Regions from separate parts of the Homo sapiens genome. Here region 2 is linked to region 1. A link is a loop called in an ENCODE intact Hi-C map of the cell type or tissue named here. Cell type or tissue: CD4-positive, alpha-beta T cell. All regions are shown on one strand. Each heading gives the region's core, and the rest is flanking DNA. Links, peaks and the distances in the headings are about the cores only. Region 1 holds the start of KLLN (killin, p53 regulated DNA replication inhibitor). Region 2 overlaps LIPM (lipase family member M).

What was found. Peaks named below come from ENCODE experiments on the same cell type or tissue, not always from the same donor. Only the 100,000 strongest peaks of a DNase experiment are listed, where the experiment ranks them.
Region 2: it touches region 1 in a loop (3-fold over the local background); 7 of 110 quality-filtered maps call a loop at or near these places.

Annotation. Positions count from the first base shown.
Region 1 is chr10:87,851,996-87,863,722 of GRCh38, forward strand. It overlaps KLLN (killin, p53 regulated DNA replication inhibitor), which reads right to left and starts at 11,538. Exons shown (of 1, transcript NM_001126049.2): 1 at 7,163-11,538. The coding sequence starts at 10,492. The coding sequence ends at 9,956. It overlaps MLDHR (mitochondrial lactate dehydrogenase regulator), which reads left to right and starts at 11,564. Exons shown (of 1, transcript NM_001433720.1): 1 at 11,564-11,659. The coding sequence starts at 11,564. The coding sequence ends at 11,659. PTEN (phosphatase and tensin homolog) reads left to right here and starts at 11,630. Exons shown (of 9, transcript NM_000314.8): 1 at 11,630-11,727. RefSeq lists enhancers at 10,175-10,224, 10,265-10,354, 10,605-10,784 and a silencer at 11,385-11,694. In CD4-positive, alpha-beta T cell, for the core only: a CTCF peak has its summit at 8,347 (motif pointing right); DNase peaks (open chromatin) are centred at 10,396, 10,796, 11,336, 11,606 and 2 weaker places; H3K4me3 peaks cover 2,229 bases; H3K27ac peaks cover 1,900 bases.
Region 2 is chr10:88,806,089-88,817,951 of GRCh38, forward strand. LIPM (lipase family member M) reads left to right here. Exons shown (of 9, transcript NM_001128215.1): 2 at 2,210-2,327; 3 at 7,009-7,207; 4 at 8,442-8,551; 5 at 9,000-9,136; 6 at 9,269-9,415; 7 at 10,728-10,799; 8 at 11,737-11,808. Among named protein-coding and RNA genes, the nearest start is that of LIPM, 9.3 kb to the left of the region's middle. In CD4-positive, alpha-beta T cell, for the core only: a CTCF peak has its summit at 4,383 (motif pointing left); a DNase peak (open chromatin) is centred at 4,353.

The DNA.
Region 1 (11,727 bases), core at 3,728-11,727:
ATCACCTTTCTACCTTATAAATATAATAATCATTGTAAAGAACCTTTGAACCATATAAAAAACAATAAATAAAAAGAGAAATTTATCTCCCTTGGAAGCCTTCCCTCTCTATCCTGCCCTCAGAGAGAATGTGTTATCTCATCTCTTATTCTTCCAGATAATTTGTATGTATTTATGCAAACACATGTATATATATATGTATTATCACTTTTGTTTTATTTCATTGAATTTTAATGAATCTTTTGGGAAATACATTAGTCCTAGAGTAGAATCATGCTGTAAAATAGATGAGTAAGCACATTAACAAACTAGAAGATTAAGGAGCAAAATAGAAAACAACTGAAAACATTCAGTTGCTAATCAAATTGTCAGCTGATAGGATTCTTAAATGACAGATATTCTAGGCAGAACTGACCTGAGAGAAGGACTACGTAAAATGGTCTGTTTTGGGGGGTTATTTATAGGGGATAGGACTAGGGTCATTGTGGAAGATGGCCACCAACAATTCCTCCATGCCTCTACACGCATGCCACCCTTCCCACCAAAAGGAGATGGAGTCTGTTTCCCCTCCCTTGAATCTTTTTTCAGCTTCCCCAGTAGCTAGAACTACAGGCACATGCCACCATGCCCAGCTAATTATTATTTTTTTGTAGAGACTGGGGTCTTGCTATGTTGTCCTGGCCTCAGGCAATTCTTCCCTCTCAGCCTCCCAAAATGCTGGGATTATAGGTATGAGCCACCATGCCTAGCTAATTTGGTTTTTAAATATTTTATTTTAAAAGAATTTTTTTTTTGAGGCAGAGTCTCGCTCTGTTGCCCAGGCTAGAGTGCAGTGGTGCGATTTCGGCTCACTGCAACCTCTACCTCCCGAGTTCAAGCGATTCTCCTGCTCCACCCTCCCAAATAGCTAGGATTACAAGCATGCGCCACCACTCCCAGCTAATTTTTGTATTTTTATTAGAGATGGGGTTTCACCATATTGGCCAGTCTGGTCTCAAACCCCTGACCTCAAGTGATCCGCCTGCCTTGGCCTCCCAAAGTGCTGGGATTACAAGTGTGGGCCATCGTGTGTGGCCTGGAAAAAATTCTAGACTTAGAAAAAAGTTGCAAAAATGGTATGGATTTTTTTTTTTTTTTTTTTTTTTGACACAGGGTTTCACTGTCACCAGGCTGGAGTATAGTGGTGCGATCACTGCTCACTGCAACTTTGACCTCCTGGGGCTCAGGTGATCTTCCCACCTCAGCCTCCCAAGTAGCTGGGACTATAGGCACACACCACCATGCCCAGCTAATTTTTGTATTTTTTGTAGAGACATGGTTTTTCCATTTTGCCCAGGCTGGTCTCAACCTCCTGAGCTCAAGCAATCTACCCACCTGGCCTCCCAAAGTGCTAAGATGACAGGAGTGAGCCACCATGCCTGGCCTGGTGTGGAGTTTACGTATACTTGTTATCCAGCAGCCCTAGTATTGATAACTTTTTTTTTTTTTAAAGAGATGGGGGTCTTGGCCAGGCACAGTGGCTCACGCCTATAATCCCAGCACTTTGGGAGGCCGAGGTGGGCGGATTGCGTGAGGCTAGGAGTTCAAGACCAGCCTGGCCAACATGGCAAAACCCCATCTCTACTAAAAATACAAAAATTAGCTGTGCGTGGTGGCATGCGCCCATAATCCCAGCTACTTGGGAGGCCAAGGTAAGAGAATCGCTTGAACCAGGAGGTGAAGGTTGCCGTGAGCCGAGATTGCACCACTGCACTCCAACCTGGCTGACAGAGTGAGATTCTGCCTCAAAAAAAAAAAAAAAAAAAATTCCCTGCTTTCAAGAGACGGGGTCTCACTATGTTGCCCAGGTTGGTCTCGAACTCCTGGGTTCAAGCCATCCTCCCACTTCAGCCTCCTAAAGTGTCAGAATTACAGGCATGAGCCACTGTTCCTGGCCAATAACTTATTAATAGCCACAGAACGATTATCAAAACCAGGAAATTAGCACAAGGTACGAACCTTATATGAAATTCACTTGTTTTTGTAGTGATGTTCTTTTTCTGTTCCAAGATTTAATCCAGGTTCCCTTACTTGCTCTTAGTTGATATGTCTCCTTAGTCTGGGGAAAAGACTTCTAACAGAGCTGGAAGAGCAGTGAGAAAATTGCTATTGAAGGTTGGAGAAATGGTGTTAGTAGTGGCAAGATGTTTGACAACCCTTGTGGTCAGATGTATGGTAAAACATAGAAGACAGAAAGTGTACCTAATAAACTTGTGGATTTGGCAACATTCAGGCTGAATGTTCAGAGTGACAATTGGCTTCTTTTAGGGATGTACGAAGATACACAAGTGATGTATGATGATAACACAAGAGACAGAGATGTGTTAAAAAAGGAACTATCCCATTTTTAAGCAGAGTCTCTTTATGCCAGAAAGACTCTCAAAGTAAGAAATGGCCTCAAGGGCCTGCCTGTAGAATTGGCCTCAAGTTAAAGATCTTATCGAGACTTGGTGCTAAGACCTCTAAAATATTTAAGATATTGCCTCTCATCTAGACAAAAGGTCTTCTAAGAATCTTAAGTGTTGTCCCACAGTAGTCACCTCTACAGGTCCACAGTAGAGAGAGGTTTTTTAAATTTTTAATTTAAATTTTTAATTTTTTTCAGAGACAGAGTCTCGCTATGTTTCCTAGGCTGGTCTCAAACTGCTGGCCTCAAGCAATCCTCCCACCTTGGCCTCCCAAAGTGCTAGGACTACAGGCAGAGAGGTTTGTTTTTGAAAGAATTATAGATGTTGCTTTGCGGGCAAGAAGTGAACCCCAATAAGAGTCACAAAATTTTAAAGAGAGTTATATGGATAAAATTGCACCAGCTTGGACTAAGGAAGAGACAGTTCAAAATGAAAAAACCTTCCAAGCCCCCAACTTCCTACGGGCAGGAAGCAGGCTGAGAGAGTTATTTAACTGTAAAAGGAAGGAAGGCAGTTTCTTTTCTTTTTTTTTTTTGGTGGTGTTAGTAACTTTTATTGAAGCGGCAGTGTACAGCAGCAGAGGTACTGCTCCTTGCAGAGCAGGCTAACCCACAAGCGATGTGCCCGGCGTAGCTGCTCAAAAGCAGTTCTGCGCTTATATTTATACCTACTTTTTTGTTTTTGTTTTTGTTTTTTTATTATACTTTAAGTTCTAGGGTACATGTGCACAATGTGCAGGTTTGTTACATATGTATACATGTGCTGTGTTGGTTTGCTGTACCCATTAACTGGTTATTTATATTAGGTATTTCTCCTAATGCTATCCCTCCCCCATCCCCCCCACGACAGGCCCTGGTGTGTGACATTCCCCGCCGTGTGTCCAAGTGTTCTCATTATTCAATTCCCACCTATGAGTGAGAACATGTGGTGTCTGGTTTTCTATCCTTGTGATAGTTTGCTCAGAATGATGGTTTCTAACTTCATCCATGTCCCTACAAAGGACATGAAGCTCATCCTTTTTTATGGCTGCATAGTATTCCATGGTGTGTACGTGCCACATTTTCTAAATCCAGTCTATCATTGATGGACATTTTATGTTGGTTCCAAGTCTTTGCTATTGTGAATAGTACCTCAATAAACATACGTGTGCATGTGTTTTTATAGTAGCATGATTTATAATCCTTTGGGTATATACCCAGTAATGGGATTGCTGGGTCAAATGGTATTTCTAGTTCCAGATCCTTGAGGAATCGCCACACTGTCTTCCACAATGGTTGAACTAGTTTACAGTCCCACCAACAGTGTAAAAGCTATTCTCCACATCCTCTCCAGCATCTGTTGTTTCCTGATTTTTTAATTATCACCATTCTAACTGGTGTGAGATGGTATCTCATTGTGGTTTTGATTTGCATTTCTCTGACGACCAGCGATGACGAGCATTTTTTCATGTGTCTGTTCACTGCATAAATGTCTATAAATGTCTTCTTTTGGAAAGTGTCTGTTCATATCCTTTGCCCACTTTTTGATGGGGCTGCTTTACTTTTTCTTGTAAATTTGTTTAAGTTCTTTTTAGATTCTGGATATTAGCCCTTTGTCAGATGGGTAGATTGTAAAAATTTTCTCCCATTCTGTAGGTTGTCTGTTCACTCTGATGGTAGTTTCTTTTGCTGTGCAGAAGCTCTTTAGTTTAATTAGATCCCATTTGTCTATTTTGGCTTTTGTTGCCATTGCTTTTGGTGTTTTAGTCATGAAGTCCTTGCCCATGCCTATGTCCTGAATGGTATTGCCTAGGTTTTCTTCTAGGGTTTTTATAGTTTTTATGTCTAACATTTAAGTCTTTAATCCATATTGAATTAATTTTTGTATAAGGTGTAAGGAAAGGATCCAGTTTCAGCTTTCTACATATGGCTAGCCAGTTTTCCCAGCACCATTTATTAAATAGGGAATCTTTTCCCCATTTCTTGTTTTTGTCAGGTTTGTCAAAGATCAGATGGTTGTAGATGTGTGGTGTTATTTCTGAAGCCTCTGTTCAAGGAAGGCAGTTTCTTATGAAAAAGGAAAATTGATTCAGAGTTCCTAGTCTAGACCCCAGAGGGTGGAACTAAGAGCTCTTGAGAACAACGCATTGGGAAACTATTCTGAGGGAGGCCAACCTAGGCACTAATGGAGAACTTGATCCTCAGAGGACCGGTAACAGTGCTTGGCTGGATTTCAGAATTGCTATGGACTAATGACTGCTATATGCCTTCCATTTCCGCCATTTTCAAACAGGCGTGTCTACTGCAGTTATCCTATCCCTTTTTCAGCATTGTATGTTGTGTATGTAACTTCTCTTTTAGTTAACAGGTCTCCAGATGAAGAAAAGCTGCATCTGAAATGCCTCATCCACATCTAGGCCTAGTATAGATTACTAGATCCTGAAGTTTAACACTGATGCTATATAGAATAATAGTTTTGGAGAAAGGGAGTGAGTGTATTCTGCATGTCGTGTGTGTGTGTGTGTGCATGTATGTGCATATGTATACTGTTGTAGCTGGAGGATGGATCATGATAGACTATTTCCCAAATTGACTGGCAACAATTTCTCATCCCAGCTGCTACTTCCATCAAGGAGTATCTTTCCCTTCCTTTTGAATCTGGGCTGTCCTTGTGACTTGCTTGGCCAAGAGAATGCAGTGGAAGTGACATTCTGGGACTTCTGAACCCAGGATTTAAGAGACCCTGTATTTTCTGCTGTCTTCCTCTTGGGATCCAGGCACTGTATAAAGAAGCCTGGGTTGGACCACTGAATAATGAGCAACCACACAAAGAAAGGAGGCTCCTAACCATTTTTAGCTACTCTAGCTGAGGTCCCAGACATGTGGTAAGCTATCTTGGACATTCCAGACCCAGCCAAATTCACAGCTGAATAAAGCACGTCTGACCCTAGCTAATGTCATTGGGGAGCCGACCTGTCCAGCTGTGCCCTTCCCCAATTGCAGAATTGTGAGGAAATAAATGGTGGTAGTTGTTTTGAGCCACTAAGTTTTAAGCGGCCCCCATGGTATCAGTTCAGGTCAGACATGTGCTTTATTCTGCTGTGAGTTTGGCTGGGTCTGGAATGTCCAAGATGGCTTCCCACATGTCTGGGACCTCAGTTAAAGTAGCTAAAATGGTTAGGGACTCCTTTCTTGCTGTGGTTGCTCATCATTCAGTGGTCCAGCCCAAGCTTCTTTACACAGTGCCTGGGTCCCAAGAGGAAGACAACAGAAAGTTTTAAGGTAATTTATTATGCAGCAATAGATAATTGAAAACAATTATCCAGCCAGGTGCAGTGGCTCACACCTGTAATCTCAGCACTTTGGGAGGTGGAGGTGGGCAGATCCCTTCAGGCCAGGAATTCAAGACCAGCCTGGCCAACATGGCGAAACCCCGTCTCTACTAAAAAAACAAAAAATTAGCCAGGCACAGTGGTGCATGCCTGTCATCCCAGCTACTCGGGAGACTGAGGCAGGAGAATTGCTTAAACACCTCGGGAGGCGGAGGTTGCAGTGAGCTGAGATTGTGCTACTGCACTCCAGCCTGGGCAACAGAGCGAGACTGTCTCAAAAACAAAACAAAACAATTATCAAATGTCAGGGTATCTTCCTATTGCTTTACCTTTACTCTGTGGGCTGGGAAGAAGTTGTAACAATGTCAGCCATAGAAGTCAAGTTTTCAATGCAGACTAAATTCCATGACAGTGAACACTATATGCCATAGTAGTCACTGCTCTGTCCATAGAGCTTAGAACAGTATTGCCACTTAATAGGCTCCCAAATATTTGTTGATTGAATCATTAAATAAATGAATTGAGATAAGATCCCCTACCCTCAAGAGGATGGACAAAAAAGATTCTTTAAATGGAGTGTGGAGTCTTAATAAGGGAAAAGAAGTAAAGAAAAAGCAGATAAGCTCTAAGTCTGCCTTTTTTCATGGTCCAGGGCTATTTGTCCCATGCATTTTCTCTTTGAAAAAGGTGCTGTTTTTTGTGATGCCTTAGAGGCCAGAAGGATGTTTTGAAGGGGAAAATTGTAGGAGTTAGGCAGAGCAGGGTTTTGGCTCCTTCTCAATGTCCCTCTACCTAGACAAATTCGGGCTATTCTGCAGAGGTTGCAGTGAGCCATGATCACGTCACTGCACTCCAGCCTGAGGAACAGAGGGAGACTCCGTCTCAAAAAAAAAAAAAAAAAAAAAAAAAAAAAAAATTTCTGCCTACTCTATGAAGCACCTGGTAGGTGTCCCAATATTTTCTGGTATATGGGAATTACCTTTTTCTATTATTGGAAGGTCTAAAAAGCAAACAATGTGCTCCATATGGCTAGAGTTAGTATTAAGGGGACCAAGTAGAATAATTGGTAGCTAGTGTTAGCCTGGAGACTAACATAGTCAAAGCTGTCTTGTCATGTTATGTCTTTTTTATTTGTATTGCTCCACGGTCCAAGACAAAATTTCTGAACGCCACTTGGACACAGTGAGTACCTGGTCTGCTCTATTGTTCTCAGGAGCAACCAACTCAACCCTTATTTCTCTGAGAATGATGATTTCATACAGCACATCTCTCTACCAAGATGTGAAAGATGACACCATGGCATCTGAAATAGCTTCAGGAGAGATTTGGGACATGGGAAGCTTGTAGACAATAATGGAAAATTCTCTTTTAGAATATAGTTACTTGTATGACCCACAGTAGCGCCTTTTGGAGAATGTCTTAAAATTATCTTTATTGAAAGAACAATAATGTTTGTTATTAGGATAAATGAAATAAGGGGAAAACCTCAGACCCTTGGAACAATGGGTTTACATTCAATCCAATGATTATTATGTTTTTATATTCTGTATTATTTAGAAAACAGTAGTTAAACAGACAGAAATACAGAAGATTGTTTAAAAATTAAAGCTATTGAGTTAGATCCCTTTTTGAAAGGTCAGCGTATGGGAGATGAGAAAGGCACTATAGAGATCAGAGTGTTTACACAAAAGACATCTTAGCAGATGACCTACAAAGAGCACATCAAGTATTTATATCATCCACATCAAGTTGCTGGTCATTTCGCTTATCAAAGAAAATAAGAAAGAAATTTTCTTTCGACATTATTTTGGTGTAGTAACAATAGAGTTTTGGAATCAGCTGTTAGAAGCGATAATTAAAGCTAGTTTACCATGCTTACTAATCAATCTACATAGTCACCCTGAAGCTTTATATAATTGTCCCTTTGTTACAAGCTTCTACTTCTCCCTATGGTATTCTGGTTCTGAATCCAGACAGGTAAAGAACTAAGTATGGCCGGGCGCGGTGGCTCACGCCTGTAATCCCAGCACTTTGGGAGGCCGTGGCGGGCAGATCACGAGGTCAGGAGATCGAGACCATCCTGACCAACATGGTGAAACCCTGTCTTTACTAAACTACAAAAAATTAGCCCGGCATGATGGTGTGCGCCTGTAGTCCCAGCTACTCGGGAGGCTGAGGCAGGGGAATTGCTTGAACCTGGGAGGCAGAGGTTGCAGTGAACCGAGATCATGCCACTGCACTCCAGCCTGTGAGACTCCGTCTCAAAAAAAAAAAAAAAAAAAGAAAAAAAAAAAAAGAACTGAAGTGCTTGGAGACCAGTGTATTGTAATATCTATACAGCCAAGCAGGTATTTTCAACTGAACTTTAAAAAAGTACTATTTTTGAAACTTTCTTTAGTTTAGATAGGGCCAGCCATTTGGGTAGAAAGGAAAAGAAAAACAAAAAATTGGAAAAGGATGCATCAGTATTTCTTTCAGAAACAACTTAACACTAGGAACAGAAGGAGGATTTTATTCACCAACTCCTAATAACCACCTGATGTTGCTGTTGGGCTGGCCAAATATCTGCCAACATTGATGATCCTTTCATTCACCACTAGAGAGAAGTAGAGGGACCTGATGTTTAGAGAAGCAGTAAAACCCATTTCCCATTTTCTTTCTTCAGCCGGATGGAAGTACTTGGAGGCTGGTCTCATATTCTAGCACTTTAGTGCTGGTGATGCAGATTATCTCTGCTCCAGAGTAACTCTGTGCCATGGAATCCAAGAGGATTCTGTCGCACCAGGACAGGAATGCACCCTTGTTTCATTTGCTTCCATGAAAGCAGATTTCAGAGATTCTCAGATGCTATGAGACTAATTGTCACTTAGGGTAGGCTCCAGGGGAGGGACAGAGAAGGGCAGTGCTAATAACAGGGACTCTGGAGACAAGATCAGCAATCTAAGAAACAAATGTGAGACATTTTACCCCTCCCTAATCTACTCCCCTTTTAAAAGTTCATCTTCATTTTCCCTTTTTCTACCACGCAGTAATTGATAATTAAACACAGCTCTGGTTTTTACCATGCAATCTAGTAGAACACCTAGACATCAGGAACTCCTTATCTTTGGTTATTTATACAATAATGAAATCTGTAGTTCACGCTAGGCTGTGTGGACAGTATCTGCATCTCTGGAAATCAACTGGAGGCCTTTCTCTTACTCTTTTCCGGTTGCTTTCCATTTCCTTTTCCACTGTGGTCCTTGCCTTTCCCAAGCTGACCAGAACTATGCACAAAACCAGTCTTCAATAAATATCAACACTGAAGCTTCAGCAGGTTGTTAACTCCTGCACAGCTATCTTAAATGCTGTATATAAGTGCAAAGTTTTATGGAGCCTCAGAGGTCTCTAAGAACACTGTAAATATCCCAGGTTTAATTAGTAGTCCCGGAGTTAGGTAATGGCCTGTGGCTTTCTGCGCTAGGTCTCTTGAGGTTTCTAGTCTTCAGAGGTTGCCTGCAACTATGATGTGCACATATACAGTACTCTTTCTCAAATACAGCATAAACCCTCTTTAGACTTTGCTAGGCACTTACAATTATTGAACACACATGCAGATTGATTCTCATTCTCTCAAAGTTTGAAAAACAACTCAGTGCTTCAACCTAGGTCTCGTTAGATATTTTTTGACTCAAATTGTCGTCTGTAGTTCTACTTCCTAAGGGAAATGAAAAAACAATAAATTCCCAGACTGGTGTTGATGCTCATTCTCTTTAAGCGGGTCGACTACTTGCTTTGTAGATCCTTGACGGGTGGGGTGCGGGGTAGGAGTGCGATCCAACTCTCAGCATTTCCGAATCAGCTCTCTCACGGTGACAGGTCAGCCCAATCGGGGCTGTAAACAGACTTGACAGGTTTGTTCTGGGCTGACGGCCATTGACTAGGTTCTCAGACCAGATAAGTCACTTGGCTGAGTCCACAGTAGGTGGGGCGCGCTCACCAGCTCAGGGGTAGTGACTGGACGTTTGTTGCAACATCGGAGAATGCACGCTCTGGGCTGCAGCAGGAGATACCCTCAAGCACAGAACCAAAAGGGTTCACCCTAAGCGGCAGGGCATCAGCGATGGAGAGGCCCGAGAGCCCTAGCGCCCAGCTCCTTTTCCCACGTTTGGGAAGGCGCAGAATAGGTCGATGTAGAGCAAGGAGTGAGTCTCAGGTCTCAGTCCTTTGGCTTGCTCTTAGGGTAGCAGGCGAGGAGTGGCACCAGTTTGGGGACTCTCTCCCCGCGTTCTGTAAGAATCGGCGGCAGCCAGCAGGCGGGGAGGCGGGGGCACGTGTTTGGATGTGGGTGCTTGTGTAACCAGTTCCCCAAGCGCCAGCCCCGACAGCGCTCCTTCGGGAGGCTGGTCCGAGCCCCTGTTTCCGCCGCGGCGCAGGAAGGGTTGGGGTTCCGCTGCCTGCACCAGGCAAGAGCACCCCGAGCAAAGGAAGAAGACGACTTGCCTCCGGAGCTATCACTGGGGAGTGGGAATTTGGAAAGTTCCCCAACTAGGGACACACGTGACCTCCTTCGGAAAGTAGTTCCGACTGTGGCCCGTGTATCCTTCCACCTCCTTTTGAACCCTCCTAGGTCTCCTCGCCCCGCCCACTCGCTGGGCTGCAGCTTCCTACCGTTCCGTACTTTCCACTCAACCCGGTAACCCCAAACGTGCACGGTCCGGCCGGGGCGCGCGGAGCCTGGCCCCGGGCGATCCATCCTGCCGGGTTTTCACGGCGGCCAAGGGGGGGCGGGGCTAGGTGGTCTCTGAGAACCGAGCTTGACTCCGACGCCGCGAACCGACCTGGAGCCCGAGGGGAAAGATGCTCGACTCTCTTGGGGGCACCGGAGCGGGCGCAGGAGAGGCCTGCGGGGTGCGTCCCACTCACAGGGATCCTCTTTCAGTTCATTTAGATAGGTGCCCTTTGGGCCCTTGAAATTCAACGGCTATGTGTTCACGTTCAGCACGCTCGGCTGAGAGCTTTCATTTTTAGGGCAAACGAGCCGAGTTACCGGGGAAGCGAGAGGTGGGGCGCTGCAAGGGAGCCGGATGAGGTGATACACGCTGGCGACACAATAGCAGGTTGCTCTTTGTGCTAAGACTGACACCATGAGGACACAGATTTGGGGGAAGGGGGAATCTCTAGGCAAAGGCTGTTACAGTCAAATCTCTGCGAACGATTGTGATCCGACAGCGGTGCAAAAGGAAAGAGCGAATGCAGTCCACGCCGCGGAAATCTAGGGGTAGAGGCAAGGGGGGAGGGTATTCCCCTTGCAGGGACCGTCCCTGCATTTCCCTCTACACTGAGCAGCGTGGTCACCTGGTCCTTTTCACCTGTGCACAGGTAACCTCAGACTCGAGTCAGTGACACTGCTCAACGCACCCATCTCAGCTTTCATCATCAGTCCTCCACCCCCGCCCCACAACAGCCTACCCTGCCTCCGGCTGGGTTTCTGGGCAGAGGCCGAGGCTTAGCTCGTTATCCTCGCCTCGCGTTGCTGCAAAAGCCGCAGCAAGTGCAGCTGCAGGCTGGCGGCTGGGAACCGGCCCGAGCAAGCCCCAGGCAGCTACACTGGGCATGCTCAGTAGAGCCTGCGGCTTGGGGACTCTGCGCTCGCACCCAGAGCTACCGCTCTGCCCCCTCCTACCGCCCCCTGCCCTGCCCTGCCCTCCCCTCGCCCGGCGCGGTCCCGTCCGCCTCTCGCTCGCCTCCCGCCTCCCCTCGGTCTTCCGAGGCGCCCGGGCTCCCGGCGCGGCGGCGGAGGGGGCGGGCAGGCCGGCGGGCGGTGATGTGGCGGGACTCTTTATGCGCTGCGGCAGGATACGCGCTCGGCGCTGGGACGCGACTGCGCTCAGTTCTCTCCTCTCGGAAGCTGCAGCCATGATGGAAGTTTGAGAGTTGAGCCGCTGTGAGGCGAGGCCGGGCTCAGGCGAGGGAGATGAGAGACGGCGG
Region 2 (11,863 bases), core at 1,284-9,283, 950 kb after region 1:
CAGCCAAGGGTGATCTGTTGACAGCACTTCCAGTGGATGGGACCAGTCCTTTATTGCCTGCATAAATTTTCCTGCCAAGTATAGCATGTTGACCATCTTGCCACCTGTAGACAATGTTTGCAGCATTTGTAGTTCTTTTTCTTCTCAGATGTCCATGTCCCTATCCCTACCTCCTTGGCTCTTTTGAGCAACTTCTATTCAATCCTCAAGGCCCAGTTCAAATTCTTCCTCCATAAGACCTTGCCTGTCCAGCCCTGCTCATTTTGCTCCTCCTGCTCAGAATTCCTTTGCTCCTTCCTTCACTCTCATCCTTCATCCCTCATCTGACACATTACACATATCCTCTCAATAACTACTTGTCAGATGTCCTCCATTCTCATGTTTTTATATATATTTAACTCCCCAAATAGTTGACAACAGTGGTTCCTGAAGGATAGTTGTCAGATCAGCAACATCTGCTTTGCCTGGGAACTTGTATATCAATTTTTTGGGTTCCACACAGACCTGCTGTATCAGACTGTGAGTGGGGTCCCGCAATTTGTGTTTTAACAAACCCTCTAAGTAATTCTGATGCATGCTAAAATTTGAGACACTTCTATAAATTTTTTTTTCTTTGAGATGGAGTCTCCCTCTGTCACCAGGTTGGAGTGCAGTGGCGCGATCTTGGCTCACTGTAACCTCCGCCTCCCAGATTCAAGCAATTCCTCTTCCTCAGCCTCCCAAGTAGCTAGGACTATAGGCATGCACCACCACGCCCGGCTAATTTTTTTTATTATTATTTTAGTAGAGATGGTGTTTCACCATGTTGGCCAGGATGGTCTCGATCTCCTGACCTTGTGATCCACCCACCTCAACCTCCCAAAGTGCTGGGATTACAGGTGTGAGCCACTGTGCCCGGCCTATACATTTTTTTAAGGTTAAGTATACAATGGTGTCTCACACACATACATGCACACATATACACTGCATTCCATAATATTCGGTTAATTGAGTTTTAATTATAGTGGTAGTTAATGCTTATTGAGTTCCTACTATGTGCTGGGAATTACAGTTAGTGTTATATGTGCATTATCTTTTTGCATTTATTGCAACAGTCCCATGGAGTATGAACCATTAGAATTCCTAATTTACAGATGCATGAACTGAAGCATAGGAGCAGTTTAACTAAATTTCTCAAGATTATACAGCTAGTTTATGTAATAGTGTTAGAACCAGTGTTAAAACTCAAACAGTGGGACCCAGGAGCTTTCTCCTAATGACTATGCTTTGTTTTTGCCCTATATTCTACCTGGGCATGTGATGTTTGGCCTTCTCTCTTGCTCTTTTTTAAAGCAGCCCCTGATGCAAATGGTTCTCTCCTTCTCTCTGAGTGATAACAATGGGCAAGAATAGTGAGGATGCTTAGAAGATATTTGCAGCTACAAATTTTCCAGAGAATGTCTACATGTAACTACTGTATAGAGTAAGGATTCTTAACCAGGGGTTCGTATGTAGGCAACAAGATATCTGAAACTCCTGAAATTGAATGCAAAACCATGTTTTTGTATCCATTGTATATCCATTTTTATAGTTCTCCTCAAATTCACAGAGGGAACTTTAACCTGAAAATGTTAGGAATCAATGCTCTTGAGTCTGTGGTTTTAGAACTGGAAAGAACCTTAGGAAATGCATGGCCCAGGAATGCTCATAAGTTGTCCTGGAACAGGTGCCCCACTGGCTGCTTTAGAACCATCTTATCTGTAACCTGAAGTGGGCTCAAGACTCTGTATGTTTCAATGCCCAGAAGATTCTGATGCACAACGAGGTTTTGGAATCAATGTTCTGATCCAGTGGTTCTCAAACATTAGGGTACATCAAAATTCCCTAAAGAGCTTGAGACACAAACTGCTGGGCCCAGTCCTCTGAGTTCCTGATTCAGTAGGTTTGGTTGGAATTTGCATATCTAACAGATTAGTCCAAGTGATGCTGATGCCTTTGTCCCAAGGCCCATACTTTGAGAACCATAATTCTATTCCGGTTTCCATATTAAGACAAAGAAAGTAAGGACTAGAGAGGGTTAGCAGATTTTTCTAAGGTAACATGATTAGCTAGGGAAAAGCAAGGACTTTCACTGTGTTTTACAGCATCAAGGAATCTACTCTTACTTTTGGATCATTGAGAATATGGCCACAGAGAACTGAACCTAAAAGAAATTGTGCTTTTTCCATAGAGTGAAATCATCCAACATCAAGGCTATCCCTGTGAGGAATATGAAGTCGCAACTGAAGATGGGTATATCCTTTCTGTTAACAGGATTCCTCGAGGCCTAGTGCAACCTAAGAAGACAGGTGTGGGTCACCCCATGTCACCGCAACACAGCAGTCTTCTCTGCAGTCACGATTTCCTTGTGATTTGAATGTAGAAGAGAGCCTGGGTTCTTAGTGCAGAGTGAGGTCCATTGTTCAGGTCAAAGGATGGTGTCAGTTCCCCCATAGTCTCCATCACCACCACCGTGTCCGTCCCCACTGCCACCAATTATCTCAATTAAACATACAGTGTTTGCTTTTCAAAACACTCCTTCAAGAAAAGTTCATTTCTTGACTTATTTTAGCGCTTAACCCATTCCCCAAAACTCCTCCTATGTAGACATTCTAAAATATTTACTGACAATTCCTTGAACAGACCATATCAGCCTCTGATTATGAAGAATTCAAGCTTCTTTATGGCACCTGGTACCCGCTCCTGTATACTCTGTATTCCTCATCTAAAGAGCACTTAAAATATTTAAGATGTTGCCTAGCTTTTTACTAAGGGCTTTTGAAAAACGAAAGTTCTATACATACATTTTATTTTATTTTATTTTATTTTATTTTATTTTATTTTATTTTATTTTATTTTATTTTTGAGGTGGAGTTTTGCACTTGTTGCCCAGGCTGGAGTGCAGTGGTAGGATCTCAGCTCACCGCAACCTCCGCCTCCTGGGTTCAAGCAATTCTCCTGCTTCAGCCTCCCAAGTAGCTGGGATTACAGGCATACACCACCACACCTGGCTAATTTTTGTATTTTTGGTAGAGACAGAGTTTCTCCATGTTGGTCAGGCTGGTCTTGAACTCCCGACCTCAGGTGATCCACCCGCCTCCACCTCCCAAAGTGCTGGGATTACAGGCATGAGCCACCGCGCCTGGCTATACATACATTTTAAATGTTTGATACATGTCTCCATAGTTCATACAATTCCACCCTTTTGTATGTGGGATTTTCAGCTATTGTTATTTTTTAAACATTTGTTTTCATTACTAAAATATGCCTATTTTTCATTTCTATTTGGCTGGATTCTTTTTAATACTCTAGCAGTAGGTTTATAGTAGCAACTATATTGTCTTTCTTGTGTATAGGTAATATAATTTCTTGTGTTATTTTGATATGCCAGATACACTGATAAGTGCTTTATTTGTATTAGTCTCATTTAATTTTCACAATTACCCTAAGAAACTGCTACTCACATATGTTAAGCAACTTGCCCAAAACGTCTGTGCTAGTGCTTGCTAGTGAGTTGTAAAACCTGCACTCAAATCAAATCTGTCTCTCTGCCATTATAGCCCGTGTTCTTAACTAGGACCAGAAAATGCTGGACAAATGCTATTGGGCTTTGGTGTAAAGAAACGTTGGGGTTCTGTTTTACTCCAATTTGTACTTGTGTAGCTTTTTGAAACCACCTTTTTTTTTCTCACTAGCTGCACAGCTGCGCCTTATACATGTCTAGCGTGCACCTGCCTTAGTGTCTTTGAACTTAAATTTCTCCCTCTGGACCACTGTTTCATCAGATGTCTATGCAGCTTGCCTTGGCCCTTCTTTCAGCCAACTTTATCAGAGTTCTTCCCTGGCCACCCTATTCAAAGTTGCAGCTCTTTGCTACCTATTGAGTTCTAGCCCCTTACCCTGCTTACTTTTCCATATAGCACTTACCATCACCTGATATAATAGATATTTGCATGTTTGTCTATTGTCTGTCTCCCCCCAGTCAGAGTGTAAACTCAGTGAGAGCAGAGACATCATTTGTTTTGCTCAAGGCTAGAACCAGTAACTAAATGAGTGCTGAGCACATTCTGGTGCTAATAAATATTTGCGGGATGAATTATAGATTTTGTATAAATAAATGAATAGCCTGGGGACACAGCCCCACGAATCTCAGGGGAGTGGTAAAAGCACAGTTCTTCCAAGCAGTCGAGTGACTTAGCAATTACTAAGCATGGGGGTCACCTGCAGCCCCTATTCTATGGATGGAATTTGTTTTCTTACATCCTGTTGATTCAGACTGTTCACACATTGCCCAGGTGTTTGAGGTTCAAGGAATCTGCCTCCTTGTTCCAGTCCGTGCAGAATACTTCCCTCTAGTGGCCAATGTTGTTGGCATGTGCCTCTTCAGAGGCAATCTCCCATATCAAAAAAAAAAAAAAAATTCACCAACCAAGAAAGCCAGTGAAATTCTTATTGAAAACAACTGAAAAATGTTTACTGTAAAGCTTATAGCTTGTGGTAGCGGCCTTTTTATCTTTATCAAAGAATCTTAGTTGGCTTCAATATCAAGAGAGAAAATAGGCTGGGCCATCCTCAGAAATGACAGCTGTGTAAGTGTAGCCCTTACACACTTACCTGCTGGGTGTAAATTAAATAGAAGACCTAGGGGATGTTTGAAATGATATAAATGAGCCATTCCTCTTGTTAGGGGAATCACAAGAACAAACTATATGACTAAGTAGAACCAAGGTGACCTTAACCATGGGAAATGCCCGGACTCTCAAGGGGAGCATTGATCACCTTGGTTTGATTGTCCTGTGTTAACACAGCTGAGGTCACCTCCCTGAGAACTAAGAGGATGAACTAAATGACCAGATTAGATTTTCAAGGAAAATCTAAAATAACACTGAGTTCCTTCCTCCTGGCCCTTCACTCACAGTCCACAGTGACCCACACGTTCTCTCCCTTGAGAGACAAAATGAGGCAGATGGAATTCATGAAGACTGTCAAGATGCTGGATGAGTTTGGTGTAGAAGGCTTTTGTCCTACAGGGAGACTGCATGTGTGTTTGGTGCCCGTTTATAGCAATAACAACAAGAGCTACCCATCTGATCTGAGGTCGGGCAGCATGCTGAGTGCTTAATGCACAGTACCGCATTTAACCCTCCCCTGCCAAAACCCTGTGAGGTGGGCAATTGTCCTCATTTTGCTAATGAGAACACTGAAGCTCAGAAAGTCACTTGCTTTAGAGAATTATAACAATAATAATGAAAGCAATAAGGCTGTTTTTTACTGCAGGCTTCTTCTGAGCCAATACTGAGGTGTGGATATTGCATTCATGATTTGATTTAATTCTCACAAGTCCTGTTGAGGGCATGACATATTTTTTACTCCTAATAGGGCAGCACCTTATTAATCTTTCAGCCAAATTTGCTAATGTCAAAATAATATATATGCCTTAATTTATTGAACATATTAGAATTCTTAAAACCCTTCATCCTTCTCTATTCTCTACTGATATTCTTATAATTCTTTATTTTGATATAATTTCCAATTTATGGAAAAGTCCTGGGAATAGTACAAGGGACTTCCATATGCCCTTTGCCCTGATTTACCAACTGTTTACAGTTTTACCCCATTTATTTTATCATTATCTCTCCCCCATCTCTTACGTGTATCTTAATACTTTTTCCAAAACCTTTGATGGTAAATTTGAGACATACATCATGCCTATTTGCCCCTAAGTACTTCAGTGAGTATTTTCTAAGAACAAGAGTATTCTCTTCTATAACTGCAATACCTTTATCAAAGTTAGAAAACAAACATTGATTGACATTAGTGTTTAATTCGTAGTCTATATCCAAATTTTGTCAATTGTCCCAAAGTCCTTTACAGCTGTTTTCCCTCCTCTGGTCCATAATCTAATCCAGGATCATTTACTATACATTTGGCCACCAAGTCTGTCTCCTTCATAAACAAACAATTCCTAAGGTTTTGTCTTTTTGATTTTTGCATTTTTGAAGAGTTTTGGACAGGGATTTAATTTGCTTTATCTGATGTTTCTTCATGGTGTGATTCAAGTTATATGTTTTTGGCAGGAATAACCCAAAAGTGAAGTTATATCTTTCTTGGTTCATCATATTATGAAGCAAATAATGTTGGCTTGTTCCAATACTGATAATAACTTTAATGACTTCATTAAGGTGGTATCTGCCAGGTTTTTCTAAAGTTAGTATTTTTCCTTTTGTAATTAACAAATAAGTTATGGGAAGATAATTTCAGGATATGTAGTATTCTGTCTTTAAATTTTACTCACTAATTTTAACATTCACTGATAATTTCAATCTTTCTGAATTTGTTAGTGGGTATTGTACTGTAAATCAATGTTTTGTATTTACTAATTGGCATTCTGTAAATAAGAGCTTTTCCTTCCAATTATTTATTTGTTCATTTATTTATTGGTCTCTATATGGACTTGAACATTCTTAATTTATTCAATGGGATATAATTATTTACTATAATTATTTTGATGCTCAATATTTCTGTATTTGAACAGTGGGAGCTCCTTCAAGCTGGCTTGTGGGTCCTTTTGACATGAAGGTCTCTTAATCACTAAACCATTATATATATGTGGTATACATATACCTTAATAATCATACTATACCATCTACTGGGGCACTTTCAATATTTCTGAAGAGCCCAGACAAGTCTGATAATAATTACACAAAACAAAGAACAGAAGTTAAACTTTATAGATTCTTTTTCTGCCGGGCAACATGCCATCCATTTCTTGTGCTCTATTTTATTAAAGCATAACAAAAATCTTATTTTACTGATGAGGAAATCAAGGCACACACCAAAGGTCAAGTAATTGGCCAAGATAACTAAGCTAGCAAGCAGCTGAATCAAGATCTGAACACAGGTTTGTTTGATTTGAAAGCTCTTATTCATTACTGGACAACAAGAAAGGGAGAGAACATTTCATACAGTTGAAATTTTCTCTTTTTGCAGGTTCCAGGCCTGTGGTGTTACTGCAGCATGGCCTAGTTGGAGGTGCTAGCAACTGGATTTCCAACCTGCCCAACAATAGCCTGGGCTTCATTCTGGCAGATGCTGGTTTTGACGTGTGGATGGGGAACAGCAGGGGAAACGCCTGGTCTCGAAAACACAAGACACTCTCCATAGACCAAGATGAGTTCTGGGCTTTCAGGTATATGATAATCTCGAGAACAGAGGTAGACATGTCTGTCTTTCAAAAAAAATGGGTAAAAAATTACGGCTTCTAGTATTTGGTTGATTTATTTTGGTTGAGTCATCATTATCTTAACATGATATCCCCCAGTTTTCTTAATTAACTAGTGATTCCTTGGTTGAAGTAGTGAGGAATGCTGAGTTCCCCATGTAGAAGGTGGGTCTAGCTAATAGGGTGAGAATGGTGGTTGGTGTCAGGTGACTAAGATTGGAATGAGAGAAGTGTAGATCAATTTCCTCATGGGGAGGGGCGGGTAATAGTATAATAGTACTCCAGAAGGAAAAGAGACCAGGCAGCATTAAAAAAAAAGAAAGGAAACTATTAAGCCTAGTGTGTTAGTCCGTTTTCACACTGCTGTAAAGAACTGCCCGAGACTAAGTAATTTATAAAGTAAAGGGTTTTAATTTACTCACAGTTCAGCGGGGCTGGGGAGGCCTCAGGAAACTTACAATCATGGCAGAAGGTGAAGGGGAAGCAAGGCACCCTTTTCACAAGGCTGCAGCAAGAAGTGCTGAGCAAAAGGGGGAAGAGCCCTTTATAAAACAATCAGATCTTATGAGAACTCACTATCACGAGAACAGCACAGGGGAAACCACTCCCATGATTCAACTACCTCCACCTGGTCTCTCCCTTGACACATGGGGATTACAGGGATTATGGGGATTACAATTCAAGATGAGATTTGAGTGGGAACACAAGGCCTAACCATATCACCTAGGGACCATCGATTTGACTTACCTCTCATGTTCTTACAAAAGATTTTTAACTCTTTTATTTAAATTACCTATTGATGTTCAACTCACTTTTTATGGCTATCAGAGACGGACCACTTCAGCATCTTTACAACTATTCCTGTAAATGAATCTGCAGAGCCCTGTGCGGTTCTGCTTAACAGTAGAACAGGACACTTCCACTAGCAGTTGCGTTATGTGCTCAGTAAATATTCACTGAAGATAGTTATTGCTACGTGATAACATCTAGAGAAAACAGCAGTTTGCTGACAGCCTGTGACTCCAGAGGCACCCATGCTTCATAGGTTTGAAAGAAATCCATTCTGAGTGTTGTGAGGGACACGGTAACAAGCTGTCAGAGTTGACAACTCAAGGGCTTGTTTGTAAACCTGGTGTCGGGGGGAGCTTTTGTTTGTTTCTGATTATAATTTTTCATATAACTTTGTCTTTTCCCCTTGTAGTTATGATGAGATGGCTAGGTTTGACCTTCCTGCAGTGATAAACTTTATTTTGCAGAAAACGGGCCAGGAAAAGATCTATTATGTCGGCTATTCACAGGGCACCACCATGGGTAGGTTCAAAGAAAAGCAGGTTTGTATACTCGGAAGAAATGTGAGCATACGACACTAGCTATCCCTGAAATCTGTCACCTTGTGCTTCCTTCAGACCTGCTCTTTTCATCTTCAGAATCATGTAGTCCCCAGCAATGTGTCTAGCATATAGACATATGTGCTAGATATAGCATATCTCTGTGCTATATGTGTCTAGATATAGCATATCTCTCAATATAAATATTTTCTCAAAGCCAACATCGTGTTATTCAATTATTTATTTAACTCATTGAGCACCTACTACTTGAAAGCAAATATGCTGGTGTCATAAGGACCTTATAATTTTATAGGAGAGGTAAGATGCAGTCACATATATACTTATTGAAATATGTATTTAAAAGCAAAATATACATTTTATGAGTTCTAAAAATATTTCGTATTCATGTTGACATATTTCTTCTTTTGCAGGCTTTATTGCATTTTCCACCATGCCAGAGCTGGCTCAGAAAATCAAAATGTATTTTGCTTTAGCACCCATAGCCACTGTTAAGCATGCAAAAAGCCCCGGGACCAAATTTTTGTTGCTGCCAGATATGATGATCAAGGTATGAGACTCCTCAGAAAACTTCCTGTGTACGTAGAAAAATCTTCCAGCCCAATTTCCTAAAACATAAACTTTTAAATTACAGTCACATCTTTTCTGTCTGTCATGTCTATGTCACTTCATATTTTCACAGGGATTGTTTGGCAAAAAAGAATTTCTGTATCAGACCAGATTTCTCAGACAACTTGTTATTTACCTTTGTGGCCAGGTGATTCTTGATCAGATTTGTAGTAATATCATGTTACTTCTGGGTGGATTCAACACCAACAATATGAACATGGTAAGTGGGAGCCTAGTAAATTCCCAGCATCCCAGCATAAAGCTGGGAGTCATATGGCTCACCCCTGGAGGGAGAGCTAATGCCAGTGAAGACTCAGAGTAATGATATATTCTCAGTAACTCAGTTCTCTGCAAACTGTAAGGAAATAAGGGAAATGCTTCAGTATGGACTGAAACAAGGTTAACATAAGGGCATTGCTGATATTAAATCACAGATTATAGATGGAAGAGGTCTGAAAGCAGCTTTACTACAGTGAATTAAATTAAAAAGAGCAATTAGCACATGTTAGACAACAGAGACAACTGTCATGCATCATCCACCTCTACCCTGCACTGGGGTCCTGTAGGTTTGTAGTTTAAGTTCTTTGATGGAACATCAGGGACCTTCATTTTGGCTTAGGCTACCAGTTGGTATCACTGGGTGGGTTCCCTAGGAAGCATACTCTGAGATGGAGGTTAATGTGAACAATGATTTGGGTCCTGCTCTAGGGATAATACCTAGAGAAGGAAAAGAAACAGGACTAGGTAGGTGAAAAAGTCAAGTAGTGATGCAGTCTCAATAGGAGACTTAGTTGATCCTGCAGGGATTTTTGAAGATAGGATGACCCTTCAGAACCGTCTCAAGTTAGGAAGAGAGGGTTGGGTCTTTATACACCATATCAGTCAGTCATTTAATGTAGCCATACCAGTAACAGGGTAGCACTGGGCAATGTATCTGCCTACAATTGGTGCAATCCTCAAAGCAGACTGAGAGTGGAGGGCTGTTTGCCAGCAGCACTCCCAGCAGCTGGGGCAACATTTCCTTAATTCTGAATATTTTTTCTTCTTCTTTAAGATTAATAATTTGATTTATAGTAAGGATATGAAAAGTATATATTATGTATCAGGCTAATTTATTACCTATACCAAGCCTATGAGTGTTATTAATATCCCCACTTTGCAGATTAGTATACTAAGATTTAGTAGATTAAGTGACTCACTCAAATTCACCTAAAAATTAAACTGCAGAACTAGGATTTGAATACAGGCCCAATGCTAGAGCCCTCATCCTAAATATCACTAGTAAAATTTTTTTTAATTAGGGGCCAGATCTCTGATGAGAACCTATTCTCAGATGAAAAATACCGGTGTCTGGCAATACATTTAATGACATTTTATTTACGTGCATGTACATATTTTTGTTTCATAGATAATTGCTGATAACTTAATAATGTTACCATTTCTTAGTCTGACACCCTGGAGATTTGGTCTTGACAGGGTATACATCTTGTGAGTTTTTCTATGTCCCCCAGAATACTCATGGTTTGTTACAGAGCCGAGCAAGTGTATATGCTGCCCACACTCTTGCTGGAACATCTGTGCAAAATATTCTACACTGGAGCCAGGTAAGAATGTTGAATTTGCAGTCTTTGCTAAATGTCCTGTTATATTTTGTGTAGAATAGTCAAAGGACACCATTTAGATAAGCCAGGGATTATTTCACACTTATTCTAAGATGAAATGCAGTATCGTCGATGCTATTTTGATGGAGAATTTGATCTAGATCACTGAAACTTTTCAAGAAATGGGAAGAAAGGACAGAAGTAGCCTAAGAACTTCTTTAGATCTTAAAAGTATGAATTTAGATGATCCAAGTGAGACTTCTCTCTGTCTCTAGACACCTCAAAGATGTGGCTGGAGATAATTATGTTTCTACATCTTCTCTTCAGCTCCTCCAACAATACAGTCAAGTAGAAACAAAAATGCTAATGTGGGGTCTGTCAAAAGAGATATTCACAGGAGTCCTTCACACTGCAAACTTTACCTGCAATTACAGGAAACACACACCTCTGTGTGTCTATGTGGTGTGTGTGAAAGAGAGGGATGGGGGAAGGAGAGAGTTCTCTCTGTTGACAGGTAGGGAGAGACAGAGAGAGAGAGAGCAATTGTACCATCAAAACCAGAGAAGAATTATAAGTTCAATTAAATTTTGGTTGCTATCTTCCAGGATCACCACATTGCACAATTCCAGGGCACGATTCCCCATTGTAGCCCACACAGTTGTGGAGGATACCCACTCACATTAATTACAATGAAGATGCACTTCCTGGAGTTGCTAATGCAATGATCAAGAATTTATGTAGTCCCTCTTTCTTCTCAAAAGGCCTCATTCTTGTCTTACCATTTTCCTGAGACGCTTATCCCAACATTGAATGGAAGAGCAGCTCAACCATTGCTCTCTCCTTCCCTCATGAGTGCACACTGGGTAGCACATTTCCACCACCCCACCACGCTTATCCACTGAGACGTTGGAATTCCTTGTAAATTTTTGTCTCCTTTTAGGCAGTGAATTCTGGTGAACTCCGGGCATTTGACTGGGGGAGTGAGACCAAAAATCTGGAAAAATGCAATCAGGTAAGAAAATCAAATACCATCTGCTGAAAATATATACATTGGAAATGTATGACAG